Regions from separate parts of the Homo sapiens genome. Here region 2 is linked to region 1. The links are chromatin contacts, found by Hi-C in ENCODE. All regions are on one chromosome and are shown on one strand. The core of a region is the stretch at or near the end of the contact, and the rest is flanking DNA. Distances in the headings are between cores, read along the strand shown. Region 1 overlaps DNM3 (dynamin 3). Region 2 overlaps LOC100506023 (a long non-coding RNA gene).

Region 1 (4,344 bases), core at 895-3,394:
TCATTTTTGGCCCAGCTTTTCTCAGCTGCTCAAGCTGTTCTGGTTTATGTGCATGGAGCCTTTCAGTTAGGGAGCTGGAAATATTGCAAACTACATGCCTGTTTTAATTAATTCCACTTGAACTAGAGAAGCATCTCTATCCCAAAGAGATTCACTAGTATGTATGCTTCTGTCATTGGTAACTTGAGTATACACAAATCAGTGATTTGTGGAACATTTTCTATTGCCAGAATATCTGGATTGTCACCTCCCCTCTCACCTCCACTCAACTTCTCTGAAGGGGCTAAATGCTGTTTGAAAATCCAATCCAGTGTGTATTTATTTACTTAACAAGATGATCTTAAACAGACATCACCACCTCTTTAGGGTTCCTATTCTCTTAATTGAAGATCCTGATCTTCATCAGACATTAACTTTAGAGCTGATGTAACTATTTTCAGATATAGCTTCTTAAAATTAGTTAATTGGGAATCACAGTCTTTGACATTAACGGAACAAATTCACTGAATCCGAGTGTGTTTTTCCTGGCAATAATGAACTCTGGCATTATTTCACTCATTTGTCTTCTTCCCTTTCCTTGGACTAAGCTATTTTGCAATAGTCAAAAGGGGATAAGGGTGGGAGGAAGGGTCTCCAACCAAGCAAGAAGAAACTTTTTTTTTTAACCTCATCACTCAATATTCAAGTACTTTTTTTGACCACCCTTGTTCACCAAGTATGATGGTTTCTCTTTAAAAAGACAAAACTGAATCATTCGAAAGGATTTGGGTTTTACTCCAGCTCATCAAAATGACATAAACACAATATGGAAACCAAGAAATGCTCCCTTGAAGGAGTCTCTGGTGAGCCCCTTAGTGAAGCTGATGTCCCACCCTGCAAGGGCAGTCCCAGAGTAGCATCAAGATTATTCCAGAGTGTCTCACTCATGCCCATCCCATGACTTAGGTGGCTTCCTTGACTTATGTGGCACACTTTAAGAGTTTCATTGTAATCCCACATTTTCAGTAATTTATTACAAATCGACCATGCCAAAAGATTTATTAATCCTTCTACATAGGCAATCAATGCATGCATATTCTTTTCTTTACAAAGACAAAAGCCATTTAATCCTCCTTATAATTTAGTTTAATTCTGTTTCAAATGTTTGACCTTGATGGCCTGCAGTGCTCTATCTCTTTTATGTATTTTACATATTGTTATAACTGACAATTAATATAAAGTCCCTTTCACTTAGGGATACGATCTCCTTGTTTCGGTTTTGTAGCCAGTCCCCCAAATTTTGCATGAGGACAAATTCACGATTCTTATGAGTGTGTCTTTGAATCCCTTACGTCAAGGTTTGGTGCCATGAAGGATGAAGCTGCTGAGCCCTGAAGTCGTGGGCTAAGGGTACACGGACAATTAAGCAACTTAAGTGACTAGCCTGTGTCTGATTCCCCTGCAGTCATGTACTGAAAACCTCCTGACTTACTGTCTTTTCAACAGCCCTCTAAAAGTCTGACTTCTTTTAGCAGCTGAATGTCATTTGGACAAATGAGGAACTCATCTTGTGACCTCTGATGTCAGCCAGGAGCTTTCTATTTTTCTCACCATCCTCCCCCTTTAAAAAACAAATACATAAATTTATCATTGGGCATTGTGATTTTTCATGGAACAGTTTTTATTTTTAGCAACTGGCTTTCAAAGCAAGGAAAGATGTTTTTTTAAGCATAATTACTAAGAATAGAAACAACTTTGAGGTGTTCTTTTTGATTCTTAATATTTAAGGTGTCTCATGACATTTGAAGTCTCTAAATGTCATTAATCATTTGTTGCAGGTTTAATATGAGTTGTCATGATGCTTAATATACTTTAATGAAAATAGAATTTTGGCCACATGCTGTTCATTAAAGAAAATATCCAATTTAATATAAGTCCCTCAATTAAAAATCCCATCAAAAGCCTTGTTCCAATTTCACCATGATTCTGGCTATAACACAATTATTTCATTGGAGTGAATCAATGGTTAATGTCAAAGTTTTTAATTCTTCAAGTCTTGGTTTCAATCTGGTTTAAGTGAAAGTAAAATTAGTTTGGTGGTTTCCTTCTTGAGTCTTGCAAACTTGAGTCTACCTTACACAAACATCTCCATCCTGCCACGGTTCGGATGACTGGCAGTCTGTTTAGGCGAGGCCCAGAAACAGAAAGCAAGTCTTGTGAAAGTCAGAATCTGGGAGCTTTGCAGATGCGTCAAGGTAGCCTTCAGATTGCCTCTCTGTTTTCAATGTGTCCCCTATCTCACTCTTCCAAACATCCTATGCTGTAAGAGGGTAAAAGGAAAAGGAAAATAAGAAAGGATCTACATAAGGCAAAGTACAAGTAACATAAATGCAGACAGCAGCAGTAAATATAACAATATGCTGCTGTTAGCCCAGTGGTAACTGGCATTAAGCTAACCAAACACAACTGCTTCCACATCCCATGACAAATAATAGCAAATAGCTCTGTCATTGTTCTCTTTGGGGCTCTAAATTGTTGAAGCTTCAGCCATTGCAGGGAAAGCCTTCCTGAGTTTCAGGGGACCAAGCCCTGCCCTGAGTTTCACCTGACTGATAGAGGAAAACAGCCAAGACAGGAGTCTGGCAGAGAAGCCACTGGCCAGTGAAAAATGCACAGTAGAGGATTATTATTCTTCCTGCAACCAGTCAGTAGCAAATTGTCACCAGTTGGAATCTGCTGAATATTCCTATATACAAGTTAATGTTAGCTCAAAGAAAGGGGGGTTTAAAAAAAAAAGTTTTGCCCAGTGTAAGCAGATACAGATTTGTAGATGACACACAAGCTAGTACTTCTATTTCATCACTGCACTTCGTTGTTTCCCTCACTTGTAAGAAAAGAATGATTTTTACAGGGAAACCTTCACATTCAGACAGTTCTTGTTATTTCTTGTTTTAACGACGTCAACGATTCATGGCATGACATTGCTCATAGCTCTTTCACCTCTAAATTTTATCCAAGCAACAAATTAGAAGAAAGGACTGCTGGGGAACTTCTTCCTTCTTTCTGTGAAAGATCAGAAGCAATTTTTTTTTTTTTTTTTTTGAGGCGGAGTCTCTATCACCCAGGCTGGAGTGCAGTGGCGTGGTCTCGGCTCACTGCAACCCCTGCCTCCTGGCTTCAAGCGATTCTCCTGCCTCAGCCTCCTGAGTAGCTGGGATTACAGGCGTGCACCACCACATCCAGCTAATTTTTGTATTTTGAGTAGAGATAGGGTTTCACCATGTTGCCCAGGTTGGTCTCAAACTCCTGACCTCAGGTGATCCACCCACCACAGCCTCCCAGAGTGCTGGGATTACAGCCATGAGCCACCACACCAGGCCTAGAAGCAAAATTTAAATAACGTTTACTAGAGTTGCTTTAGCCAATAAGAGCCAGGAAATTAAAAATGAAAATGTAAATGCTTCATCTTTCACTCAGAAACATGCCTTAAATGCCTACCTCCAGCAATGTAAGAAAAACATTGAGGATTTAGCTGAGAGTTTGATGGCTTTTGCTTGCCTGTCATAACTTCATTGCTGCTCAAAGGGAGAATTTTAAAACACTCGACATTGAAATCCTTTAGCTTACCATTGCCAATGTATTGTAAGTGTTGTCGGGGGGAACCCCTGAATCTAAACATATATTTACACCCTTAAGTTGCCAAATTAAATCCATCTGGCTTACCAAATGCTGTCGCCAAAAGACTGTTACACTGTTGGTGTGGCCAGTATTTTAAATGTGGGGGATGGGAGGGCAGTGTTGAAAGGCACTAGATTTGATGATAGAATTTACATGTGCATTGATGCCACATTAAGTATTTACATCAAGTTTAGATCCCATGGCAACTCTGACCAAGAAAGAATTCCTACACAAGGCAAGAAGTCTAAAGCCGCTAGGTATTTGCGCCGTCTCCTCATGGCACTTTTTGCCCTGTGACTGCTTTTCAGGCATCACAGCCACGCAATAGGCAAAACCACAAATAGCAAACACTCTAATTTCTTGAATTATTTTTTAACTATTCCCATAAGCACTAGGAAATGCCCACTCCTGTTTTCTGGTCGAAGTTATCAGCTCATGTGAATCATAGAAAGAATAAATTCTACCCAAGGACCTGAAAATATGTTAAGTCAAAATGGCAAGTAGCAAAATTCGCAGTCACTCATAATCCATAGCAAGGTAGGGTCTTCCTAACTTCAGTTGCTTAGAGACATGTAAAATTCCAAATGTTCATAAAATCAACTTTTTCTCCTATTGGGAATTAATTTAAACATTAGAAAACAGGAAAAGGTATAAGCACTCTTCTTAAATGTGCAAGTTGATATGAAA
Region 2 (4,344 bases), core at 1,009-3,508, 1.0 Mb after region 1:
CTAAGGCAGAATTGCTTGAACCTGGGAGGCGGAGGTTGCAGTGAGCTGAGATTGCGCCATTGCACTCCAGCCTGGCAACAGAGCAAGATTCCATCTCAAGAAAAAAAAAAAAAAAAAGGAAATAGTTAAAGGAATCTCTTCTGAGGTCAACTGCCCCATGTCTCATCCACTTGGCCTGCCTCTGATTTCAGCCACAACTATAGTAAATAGACAGTGCCTGCAAAGCTCAGACTCACCCTGTGACAGTGCCCCATCTCAAGGCCAGCCCTACAAGTCTATCTGCTTTCTGTCTTCGTTTCTGGCTCAGCCTCACTGCCTCACAATCTCAAATGCAACAAAAACATTTTACTTCTTCGTCCTTCAAAGTCATTAACTTGCGCATGATCTCAGAGTGTGCAAAGATTTTCTAAACAGAACAAATTAAAAGCATTAAAAGATTTTCTAAATAGAACAAATTAAAAGCATTAACCATAGGAAAGACTAGCGATTTGAACTAATATTCCTAAAAAGACATCGTTAGGAGAGTCAAAACGCAACTATGAGCTAAGAAAATATATTTGCAATATATGTATTTAGCAAAGGACTCATATCCAAAATAAAGAACTGCTGCAAGTCAGTAACAGAAAGATCAACAGCCAGCCACCAAAGATTACATATTATTCCATTCATATAGAATTTAAAAATGGGTAAAATTTCCATTAATGGTAACAGAAGTCGGAATAGTGATTATCTTTGAGTGGAGTATTACAGAGAAGGACTACAAGGGGAGGTGCTGGGCTGATGGAAATGATCAGTATCTCAATCTCAGTAATGATTCCACAGATGTATACAACGGATTTTATGTAAAATTCATCAAGTTGTATACTTTGTACACTTTGCAACAGATAAGTTTGAGTTCAATAAAAAAGGGGGTGGGAATCGAGGCTGTTTAGGTCACATACTCACTCCTGCATCCAAGGGAATAGTGTGTTGATTGGCTTGGGACGGGGTCCTATGGCCCATCCTGAGGGCTGAGGATGGAGCCCACCCAGACCAAAAATGGACAGAGGAGGGAATCTCCAAGGGGGATTGAAAAGTATTTGCAGAAGATGAGGAAAAAGATGTTCTAAGGGAGACAACTAATTTCTAATGGTCAGGACAGAGGTGGGCCTTACCTTTAGCAAGTGGAGCTGGAAAATATAGGAGAGAGAGAAAGACAGAGACACAGAGACAGAGAGACAGGGGCAGAGAGATGCAGAGTAACCAGCCGTCGGCTTTCCAATTCTTTGTTCTCACTCCTGTGAGTGAAGCTGCACTTCCTATGTGGGGGTTCTGAAAGGTTTCCCTGTATCTGTGGGGGAACTTGTTATTCTTTTTGACCATCTGGCATTTTGAGCCTGCTTTTAATTGTTTGGGGAAGTTCCCCACCTTATGAATCTTGACAGGAGGCAGAGTTGCCTCCCACTCTCAGTGCTGAAAATGCCAGTGTTCATGATCTAAGCTCAGCCAAGGAGACAGCAGCGCTCCAGAATCACAGAGACCACAGGGCACATCGGTGTGGAGGACTTGGTCATAGAAGAGTCTAGTCCAGCAGTGTCACAGCAGGCCAGTGTTCACAGGGTCAGAGGAGCGAGCAGCAGCAGCCGGCGCCCAGCAGCATAGCCCTGCAGTCCTCACGCCCCATTCTAAGGTGTGACGTTTGGCCCTTTTGCCAGCTGGCAGGCCCCACATCTGATCCTCCATCCTTCCTGCCAATCCTGTACCCCAGTCTATATCCTTTCAATAGTTCCTTTTTGGCCTAAACCAGCCAATCCATGTACACTGCTTGAAACCAGGAATCCTAACTGATAATAACATGCTTTCAGAAAATTCCCCCTTTTAGTTTATACAGAGAAGCAAAGCCTGAATCCAAAAGAATGCTTCTACTGTGTGAATTTTCCACACCATCATATGGTCACAAGGAAGGTGTCTGCTGGCAAAAGACCCTTAACACCCTACAAATCACATGACAGGAGGAAAGGGGGACAAGCCAACGTGTGAATTGCAGTTAGGTCCTCAACTCACCTTATGTTCAGTTCTCATCGTAAACCCACAGGATAGGTATTGTACTAGTGTGCTCAGGCTGCCATCACAAAGTACCACAGACTGGAGGGCTTAAACCACAGACATTTTTATTTTCTCACAGTTCTGGAAGTAAGAAGTCTAAGGTCAAGATGCCAGAAAATTCTGTTTCTGGTAAAACCTCCCTTCCTAGCTTGCAGACGGCCACCTTCTCACTGTGTCTTTGCATGGCCTTTCCTCTGTGTGTGCACAGAGGAAAAGATCTCTGGTATCTCTTCCTCTTCTTACAAGGACACCAGATTAGGGCCCCACCTTCTATGACCTCATTTAACCGTTACCTTCTTGGAGGCCCTGTTTCCAAATACAGTCATACTGCAGGTTAAGTCAATAAATGAATTATTGGGGGACGCAATTCAATCTGTAACAAGTATTGTCTCAATATTGCAAACAAGAAACATGAGGTTAAAGTTCTTGTCCAAGATCTAGATAAAGCCTTGGCACTTTTCAGTCTGCTTATGGTTTTCAGTCTTTCTTATCAAATCTTGGAAATTCAAGCTTCAAAGTATGAAGTAGAAGAAAAGTATGGTGTATCATAGAGCAGTGAGAAATGAATGAACCTGAGATGAAGCCAGTGTGACTGTCTGCCAGTCAGCCCTGGAGCGAGGGGATGGAATAACCCAGATATATCCACTGGCTCCTCTCCAAGCTTCAGCCATGCCATGGCTGGCACATCACTGCCTCGTAGCAGCTTGGGTCCTGTGTTTGGGTCCTGACTCTCATATGACTTTGTGAGTGCTGGCAAAGACTCCCTCCTTGACCAAACTTTAGTCGGGTTCCCTGAAGCCTTCTTCTCAACTAGGCCTTGCCCTTGACCTGATGAGCCAAGTTTTAGCAATGAATCTTGTTAAGTCCATTTACTGAGATTCTCTCACCCTCAACATCCAATCAAGCTCCTCTTCCTCCACCTAATCAAGTTCCTGTTAGTAATTTTCCATCCACTCCCCCAGCGTGCTGATTGGCTGTAAATCCCCCCTTATCCCTGATGTATTTGGGTTTCAATCCTCTCACCTATTGCAATAATCTTGACCCTTACTGCAATAGCCTTGAATAAAGTGTTCGTTGCTGTTTTTCACAGATATCAGGATAATTTTTCTTTAACAGTTTATTAGGGGCAAGACCACGTCTCACATTTCTCCTTACATATCTCCCCAACACATAGTTGTGCCTCAGCTGGTGCACTGTCAAGAGGCAAGTGAGTGGGTGGGAGGATGGGTGACACCTGAAAGTCCCATGGCCTAGCTACAGAGAAAAGTCAAAGAGCACCTTGAAGCCTATGAAGAATGGACAGTGGGATGAGCCTTAGGAAAAGGAAGATAGAAGAGAATAAAGGGAAGAAAACAGAGGGTTCCTAGCAGCATGTCAGACTCAATCGGAACCACCCTTACACTATCAATTTGGGACACTCCAGGAGCAAAGGGCCCCAGTCTTGATGGCCTGAGGGCCCCAAGTCCAAGGGGCAGCACTTGGCAGAGGGACAAACACTGGATAATTATCCTGGCCCTGACTTTGGTGTTCTCAGCTCTGCGACGTTAGGCAAATCAGCTAACCTCTGTGACCCTCAGCCTTTCCATGCATGAAATGACAGTAACAATGGCTCCCTCACAGGTGCAAGTAAGAATGTAAGTGAAACAATTTGTTTTCTTTTTTAGTATGCTTGATATTTACTGAGAAGAATGCAAATGCTCTTTCTAACTGGTATTCAGGAGCTGGGTTGAGGGCCTGTTTTTGTTTGTCTGTTTTGTTCATAGTATTTTTGCCTAAATGTGCGTATCTGTGGGACTGATGAAATTATGAAAGAAAAATGACAGCTGTGCAAAACTGGTGCATGGAAGAAAAGGAATGTCATGATGTGGGACTGCCAGGTCCACCGGGCCTCTGCAGCAAACCGATGGGGCAGGGAGTAGGTTGGGAGCCAACCAGGCCAGAAGATTGGCTCCTTTGGGAGTTGGTGAGCTGTCCAAATCAATGCCCAGGGAGGTAGAGCCAACCCAGGCTCTCCTAGGTTGGTCCTTGTCTCTAAAGGCAGGGTCTGTCGGTGAGATGTGGTGGGTGGTGATAGTGTAGCTCTCTGGGCACATGTAGGCTAAGCAGTGGCAGCAGCTGGGCTGTGGGTGGTCTGCCCAATATGTCACAGATCTCTGGCCTACAGCTGGGGCTCAGAACATGGTCCAAATTTGCAAAGGAGACATCCTGGGCTGGCCTGAGTAGGCAGCAGCGTGGCTTAAAGCAAGTCCCCTGCCCAGA

Evidence for each region. Hi-C counts contacts between places; a loop is a spot of excess contacts on that map. Pooled maps may share reads with other maps.
Region 2: a map with no recorded cell type shows a loop between it and region 1 (12-fold over the local background). The contact joins two enhancer-like sites. A Hi-C loop is called at or near these places in 2 of 37 single-sample maps with no recorded cell type and 2 of 50 pooled maps.

The regions. Positions count from the first base shown.
Region 1 is chr1:172,392,112-172,396,455 of GRCh38, forward strand. The region is part of intron 20 of DNM3 (dynamin 3); the gene reads left to right. It overlaps LOC102724528 (a long non-coding RNA gene), which reads right to left. Exons shown (of 3, transcript XR_001738294.3): 3 at 1,640-2,299. Among named protein-coding and RNA genes, the nearest start is that of C1orf105, 26 kb to the right of the region's middle. Within about 2 kb of position 2,145, at least 14 of the 41 ENCODE cell types and tissues checked have a DNase peak (open chromatin) inside an H3K27ac peak, as active enhancers do.
Region 2 is chr1:173,412,018-173,416,361 of GRCh38, forward strand. All of the region lies in intron 2 of LOC100506023 (a long non-coding RNA gene), which reads right to left. It also overlaps a transcript of TNFSF4 not described here. Among named protein-coding and RNA genes, the nearest start is that of PRDX6-AS1, 47 kb to the right of the region's middle. RefSeq lists enhancers at 1,787-1,836, 2,417-2,576, 2,637-2,686, 4,147-4,276, 4,307-4,344. Within about 2 kb of position 2,259, at least 4 of the 41 ENCODE cell types and tissues checked have a DNase peak (open chromatin) inside an H3K27ac peak, as active enhancers do.